Regions from separate parts of the Mus musculus genome. Here all the other regions are linked to region 1. Evidence: chromatin loops called from intact Hi-C (ENCODE). Cell type or tissue: heart. All regions are shown on one strand.

Region 1 (2,500 bases):
CCACTCATCCGCAGCACCAGCCGGGCGTCACGGGGGCGTGACCGACCACCCAGCTATGTCTCCGCCCCCTCTGCGCGTGCCCCGCCCCTCGGGCCCAAGGGGGCGGGCTCTGCGGGCGCGGGGTCCAGACTCGACCGACTCCCGGCGGGACCGCGTCTCGACCGCCGCTGCCGCCCTTCTCCGGCCGTTCCCTCCCCGCGAGAGGACGCAGGGAGCCGAGGCCTGGCGTGCGGGGTGCCATGGAAGGCCGCAGGCGGGGGGACGCGGCGGGAGTGGAGACACTGGCCGGCTGAGGCCGAGGCATGCGGAACCCCGGTGGGAGCCTGCCCCACACGCTGCCCCGGGCCTTGCAGCACGCCGGTCGGACGGGAGTCGTGGAGCAGCCGGGCCGCTGGGCACCGGAGCGGACAGCGGGAGGGGACCGCTCGGAGGACCGCCTTCCCCGCGGGGGCGGGGCCAGCGCGGCGGCGGCTGCTGCTGCGGCGGCGGCCTCGGGCGCCCTGCTCGGCGCCTATCTGGAGCGCCACGGTCTGCCCGCGGCCTCGGACTTGCCGGCGCCGGCCGGGGCGTTGGCAGGCGGCCCCGGGAGCGGCGGCGGCGTGGTGGTCGGGGTGGCCGAGGTGAGAAACTGGCGCTGCTGCTGCCTCGGCAGCACCTGTTGGTGCCGGAGCCTCGTGCTGGTGTGCGTGCTGGCCGCCCTGTGCTTCGCTTCCCTGGCCCTGGTCCGCCGCTACCTGCAGCACCTCCTGCTCTGGGTGGAGAGCCTCGACTCGCTGCTCGGTGTCCTGCTCTTCGTCGTGGGCTTCATCGTGGTCTCCTTCCCCTGCGGTTGGGGCTACATCGTGCTTAATGTGGCGGCCGGCTACCTGTACGGCTTCGTGCTAGGCATGGGGCTCATGGTGGTGGGCGTCCTCATTGGCACCTTTATCGCTCATGTGGTCTGCAAGCGGCTACTCACCGCCTGGGTGGCTGCCAGGATCCAGAACAGCGACAAGCTGAGCGCCGTTATCCGCGTCGTGGAGGGAGGAAGCGGCCTGAAGGTGGTGGCGCTGGCCCGGCTGACTCCCATACCTTTTGGGCTTCAGAATGCAGTGTTTTCGGTAAGTGGGGTCCCCCTGGCCCCTCCTTCTCGTGCTCTCTCCAAATTTGTCTTTTAGAGGCCTTGTGACCACCCTAGGAGGCGCTCTGTATGACAGAAGAGTCATTGACATTTTTATGGCACCCTGAAAAAAATTACACTACAAATTCATATAACACAGCCCCTTGGAAGACCTGATAAAGAACTATCCCCCCCCCCCCCCCCCGTGCGTGTGTTTGTGTATGAGTTTGATAAAAAAAAAGTACTTTGGTAGCTCTTGAGCCATAAAGCTTTGTGACTTGACTTCCCCAGCTTTCTCTCTGCCCTGCATAAATGCAGCAGGGTTCAGATTCAGGTTTCTGGTTATATTGGAGCATGGATCGCTTTTGTTTTTAACAGTGGAGGAGGAGACAGCAGTAGACCCCAAGTTCTTGGAGTTTCCTAAATTTGTAGTAAGCTTCTTAAAAGTAGTTTGCTGTCTTGGAAAAGCTGAGAATCCTGTTTATCTTTGTTTAGAACTCTATTTGAAGTCACCTGGGTGGTTCATAAAAACAAAATGAGCACCGGCTCTTCTTACACACATTATCTAAAGACTCTTGCACTTATGGTCAGAGGTTTAGTTTATTCTGTGTAGGCTTCTATAGCGAGGATGCACCTGAGTTAAAGGTATAAATCATTGCTGGTGAGGTGGCAACCACTTGATGGGAACTTTATGGCCTTAGGACAAATTATGAAACCTAATCCGACTATGTTTTGTTTTCTAGCCCAGGCTATCCTAGAACTCACTGAGTAGCTCAGGCTGACCCTAGACTGGCAGTGATTCTCCTGCCTCAACCTCCCTTAGTGCTGTATTACAAACATGAATCCCCATGCCCAGCTTTGACTTTCCAGAAAAAAGACTGAATGGGTTTCCCACATTCAGTGATTGCACATTAGAGTTCATACCTGAGATTCCCAGGTATGCACCCGTCAACTGAAAGGAAACTGCATGTATTGAGAGATAGCAGTAAGTTTGGCCTCAGCCTTTCTCAGCTTTTATTGTTTCATGTTGTGAAATATGAACATAAACTTTGATCAGCCTTATAATAGATCAGCTGTACCAAGGCTTGGAAATATGATGGAGGATTAGGAGCATGTATAGTTTTAATTCTGGTGGTGTGATCTGTCTCTGGCACAACCTGCATCTTTTCTTGTCTACATAGTATGTGACAACTGCTATTCTAGGCTCTCTCCAGGTATCTTCCATTCTTCAGCTGGTACACATGACTTCCAATAGTTGTTGCCTACAACAGATGAGAAGACTATGCTGGTAGTCTGCTGTCCTGTCTTAGGCGTCTGCTGACCTTGGCTAAGGTGTCTTGTTCTTTCTGCACCTTAATTTGTTTGCAAAGTGAGGAAAGTATTGGGCCTGGCCTGTTAGGC
Region 2 (2,500 bases), 440 kb before region 1:
TTAAAGTTCAAGGTTTAGCCTCTGCTCCAAATCCACATGGGTGACAGCCTAGACTACAAGGCACTCTGTCTAAAAAAACTAATGTCGAGGAAATGTGATGTGTGACTGTATGACTCGATTTCAGAATTTTGAGACCGTATTCAATAAGCAGTTCAACACACTCAGACAGCTGTTTGCTCGGGCTCAGAGACAAGCTTCGCTCCCCATACCTTACTGTCCTTGAAAGTCAATTGCTTCAATTGCTCCAGTTCTTCCCTGTGTTTTTGCTCCATTTCTCTTTCCAATTTAGCAACATCTTCCGTGAGCTGCTTCCTCCTCTTTTTGTCGTTTTTGGGAACAGCGTTCTTCATTCCCTGAATTTTGGCTAAAAAAAGTCATCAAAACAGCCGTGTCAGAGCCCCCGGACCAAAAAGCGAAAAGCAGTTAAGAGGGTGGGAAGAGGTACAATTATAGAATGTAAAGTAATTATAGAAGCAATTAATCATGACACAACAATCAGCTACGGAGAAAGGTCCGGATGAGGCTTGCGACCCAACGTAAACACAATCTCGAATTTGTTTGGTTTGACAGGGCAAAACCAAGGTTAAAAAACTATACTAAGGTAAAACTTCTGCCTTTTAAATATCTTTCTCTGTGACCGACAAGCCAAGGAGAAGCAATTCAGACCACACCACTAAGGCCAGGCGTCGGGATCGGGGGCAGGAATGGGAAGGGAGGAAGAGGAGGTCCAAGACTTTGGTCTCCAGGCACATCACTCAGCAGCAGCACGTGCACCGGACCCGCTAGGGGTCCACGGCAGGTCGCACACGGGGACATCTCCGGGGACTGCAAATAAGGGGGTCGAGGGAATGGGGAAAGCTGGAGAAGACTGATCAAAAGTTATCTGAGGGAAAGCCTAGACGGATCCAGGACGTGTGCCCGTCCAGGTACCAGAGGACACACTCCACGCTCCCAGCCTTGGGTGTGGACGCCTCTTACATTCCCAGCCCCTTTCCCGTCACCTTGCAGCTCCTTCTTCTCCTTCCGATGCCTTCTCACCAGCTGCTCCTCATCATCGAGCTCTTCAGCCACGACCTCCTCCATGACGACCAGGCGGCCCGGCACCCGCGCTGAAGGAGATCCGCACCTCAGGAGGGCCAGCACCTCCCACTCCTCAACCCTCACCCGGGGCGCCATTGGCCGCCGGGAAGGCCCAGCCCCGCCTCAAGGCGGCTCCGGATCCAGGTCTAACCACTGAAACCGGGAGACGCCGACATGGGCTAGGGCGCCTGCGCGCTCGGACCGCTCTGGGCGGCGCGCCGGAAGCTGGGATTGTGCGATTAAGGACGCGCCCGGCGCTGGAGCAACCGCAGCACAAAGCTACGCGCCAGGCGATTGGCCCTGACGGGGCGCACGGAGATGACATCACGGACGTTCTTTCGCACAGCTTTCAATTTGTGCTTTAGAACGCTCCGTAGTTGTCCTCTTTGCCAAAACATGTTGAAAAGATTTTTTTTTTAATTTTAATAAAAGCGTGGTTTGTTTTCAATGAGGATCTTTACGTTATATTAGTCATACACTAGGGAATGGTTTGTTTTTTGTTTTTTTACAATGTGGTAAAAGGGGAAACGCTAAGTAAGGAATGCCTACTCTTGAAATAAGTGATGAAAGAGATAAAAAAGGACTAAGCTTAGTAAAGTCCATTTGCTAAATTCAGTTGTAAAACGATTAACAGTGATGTCAGGGTGTTTTGAAGATTTGAGGCAAGATTTAACAAATGTAACTCGTGTGCCACAAAAACAAATTAGCAAAGGCAAACAAGAATGCTCACGGAATGGTGGCAGGAGTGGAAGACTCAGAGTGTTGGTCCAGTAAAATTTAAAAAAAAAAAAAAATCTCTATTTAGGGCTGATTGTGGTTGTGTAGGCCTTTAATCCCAGCACTTAGGAGGCAGGCAGGCAGATCTCTGTGAGTTTGAGGCCAGCCTGTCTACATAGGGAGTTCCAGGATGTCCAGAGAGTTACATAGGTGAGACCCTGTCTCAAAAGTCGATAGACAGGGGCTGGCGAGATGGCTCAGTGGATAAGAGCGCCAACTGCTCTTCTGAAGGTCCCGAGTTCAAATCCTAGCAACCACATGGTGGCTCACAACCATCCATAGCGAAATATGATGCCCTCTTCTGGAGTGTCTGAAGACAGCTACAATGTACTTTCATATAATAAATAAATAGATCTTAAAAAAAATAGATAGACAAACATATTCTTTTTTATATATAAATGCCTGAGACAGAACAAAACAAATGAAGTTGAAATAATATTTCTGGAAATAATTGAAAACTTATTTCCAGAGATGAATAATGAACTGCACCTACAACTGTATAAACCTGTAAGGGGTTGTATTAGTCAGGGTTCTCTAGAGTCACAGAACCTATGGAAAGTCTCTATATAGCAAGGGAATTTATTGATGACTTGCGGTCTGTAGCCCAAACTCCCCAACAATGGTGAGCAGCAGCTGTGAATGG
Region 3 (2,500 bases), 900 kb after region 1:
AGGCTCCTGGGTTGGGGGTCAGCCTGTGGGCCTATGGTATCTAGTAGGACGCTCCAATAATAAAGAATAGATATTTAATACCAAGATAGCCATGCATAGAGGGACAACAGAGTGAAGATACAGGAACAAAGGCAACTGCAGTAAATCAAAAAATGACTGAAGTTACCACAGGCTAGGAGAGAGGAATTTAACCGATTATCCCTCATGGCTCTCAGAAGGAAAATTTCTGTAAACACTGAATCTGTTTTCCTTGTCTAATTTTGCTGATTCAAAATTGCTTTTCTGTCACTGTGACCCATTCCTTGAGAAAGTCTACCTGAAGGAAGAAGAGTTTATTTTGCCTTGTGGTTTCAGAGCTATGGTTCATGGTTGGTAGTACCACTGCTTTTGGGGTCCAACGAGCCAGGACGTTATGGCAGGGATCCTGTGTAGTGCAAACCTGTTCACTAGGAAGTATAGAGAAAAATGGAAGGAGAGGGACACTCTTTATCTTTCACAGACAGCATACTGGCAATGTCTGCAGTGGCCTGCTTTCTTTAAGTAGGGCCATGATTTCTATGAACCCCTTCATTATAAGCTGATCAATAGATTATCAATAAGTGAAGCAAGCCTCATGATCTAGCCACCTCTCTGTAGTGCTACCAGCTGGGAAGTAAGCCTTTAATGCATGGGCTTTTGGAAGGCCGCTTCATACACAAACCGCAAATTGTTAGTAGAATTGTAAAATATGTATTTTTTTCAAATTGTTTTAGATTATTCAGAATCATATCTTGGAATTCCATGTGACATTTTGTTTGTATCAATAGCTTTTAATAAATTGCTGAGTGGTACTGCACAGTGTGGGCATACTATAGTTATTTAATCATATATCCATCGAAGAACATTTTAGGTCATCATCATCATTATCATCATTATTATTAATTACTTTTGCTTTTTGAGACAGGGTCTCTCTACATAGCTCTGGCTCTTCTGGAACTCACTATGTAGTTCCCGGCTGGCCTTGAACTCACAGAAATCCAACTACCTTGCCTCCTAAGTGCTGGAATTGAATGTGTTTGCCATCACAGTTGGCCAAAATTCCTAATTTAATTTATTTTTCTGTGTATTTCTGTACACCATGCTTGGTACCCACAGAAGCCAGAAGAGGGAGTACCTTCTGGAGTTACGGATAGCTGTGAGTTGCCGTCGGACGCAGGGAATGTTCCTCTGTAAGAACAGCCAGTGCTCTTTAACTGCTGAACAATCTCTCTAGCCCAACAGTGTCATAGGAAAAAGCTGACTATAAGGTTAGAACGATAGGTCAGAATACCAATGAATCACTCCTTTGTTGATCTCCATATACTCTCAAAGCAGGGAAATATAAGATAGAATTAGCTGAGGTAACCGTGTTTAATAATTTCTTCTTGATAAATGAAAAATCTTTCTAAATGCAACTATATTTTAGTCCTCAAATTATGTTTGGCTTATTATGGTAAAGAATACAGAGAAGATAATTTACTTCAAAATCCCCTTATTTTGATGAATAGAAAAGGGAGATAAACAGTACTGAATACCCACTATTTCATTAGTACATTTAGTTGCCTATAAATACTAGAAACATGTGATTTTTAAATGTGTCTTAAATAGGTATGGTGTATGGCATTCAGTTGATATTAAGAGGTGTGCAAATGAAAATTGGACCTGCCTGGTAATGCATAACTCCAGCCCAATACTCCAAGGCAACACATCTAATAGACATTTAATATACTGTTATCCCAAGTGCTGGAAGTAATAATAAGAATACAAATGTTGTCTCTGCATTCAAAATGCTTTGACTGTCCTAGGAAAGATCAGATGCCAGAACATGCTCACAAGGTCGTGTTTTGCTGAAAGTTCAGGCTTCTCCTTTCAACATCAGGAAAAAACCATGGACAGATTAAGAAAAGTGGCCTTCATAGTGATAGTGTGAATTTCCAGAAGTGACAGTTTGTGAGCTGCAGGGTTGGGATGTTGGAGCACATGTATTGGGCTCAGAGTCCATTTTCTTTCTGGGAACTGCTTTCATTCGATGATAATCTGTTTTCACTTTCACTTTGTACAGTGTCTAATGAGAGAAATAGAGTGACTAGGGGAATTCCCACATGCAAAAAGATGGTGCTGGACAAAGAATCATTAGTACAAAATTTTCCTGGGAATTTCCATTTTCCTGTGGGATTTTATTTGGCAGGTTTCTCGAAATGTGCAGGAACGTACATATAACTAGTTGGCTAGTCTAAATCTAGGAATTTCAGTGCCTGAATTTAACAGAATAGTTTGCTTTTCTATTTTTTTTTCCATAGCTCAAAAATCACGTTCCCTGTCATTCCAAAGTTATAAGCAAGACATGCTGAGTTATACTACCTTTTAAGGCACAGTGATTTTCTCTTTAGGAAGCCAGTCTGTGAAAGAGGATGTGAGCTTAGTACCCTTTTAAAGATCCTGTTTGGGGCAGAGACAGGACTGTGGACAATAGGCAAAGCTG

What was found. A loop is a pair of places that touch in the nucleus more often than their neighbours do. Peaks named below come from ENCODE experiments on the same cell type or tissue, not always from the same donor. Only the 100,000 strongest peaks of a DNase experiment are listed, where the experiment ranks them.
Region 2: a loop joins it to region 1, with 4 times the contacts of the local background. A loop is called at or near these places in 14 of 42 quality-filtered maps.
Region 3: a loop joins it to region 1, with 3 times the contacts of the local background. A loop is called at or near these places in 7 of 42 quality-filtered maps.

Annotation. Positions count from the first base shown.
Region 1 is chr4:15,265,650-15,268,149 of GRCm38, forward strand. Tmem64 (transmembrane protein 64) reads left to right here and starts at 171. Exons shown (of 3, transcript NM_181401.3): 1 at 171-1,100. The coding sequence starts at 303. It overlaps Gm51436 (a long non-coding RNA gene), which reads left to right and starts at 1,108. Exons shown (of 2, transcript XR_003955370.1): 1 at 1,108-2,500. In heart, a CTCF peak has its summit at 1,060 (motif pointing right); a DNase peak (open chromatin) is centred at 52; H3K4me3 peaks cover 2,500 bases; H3K27ac peaks cover 1,800 bases.
Region 2 is chr4:14,825,290-14,827,789 of GRCm38, forward strand. Otud6b (OTU domain containing 6B) reads right to left here and starts at 1,124. Exons shown (of 7, transcript NM_152812.4): 1 at 1,002-1,124; 2 at 210-364. The coding sequence starts at 1,083. In heart, CTCF peaks have their summits at 1,207 and 2,178 (motif pointing left); a DNase peak (open chromatin) is centred at 1,282; H3K4me3 peaks cover 1,890 bases; H3K27ac peaks cover 1,558 bases.
Region 3 is chr4:16,166,553-16,169,052 of GRCm38, forward strand. The region is part of intron 1 of A530072M11Rik (RIKEN cDNA gene A530072M11); the gene reads left to right. Among named protein-coding and RNA genes, the nearest start is that of A530072M11Rik, 3.7 kb to the left of the region's middle. In heart, a CTCF peak has its summit at 1,130 (motif pointing right); no DNase peak of the experiment used is centred here.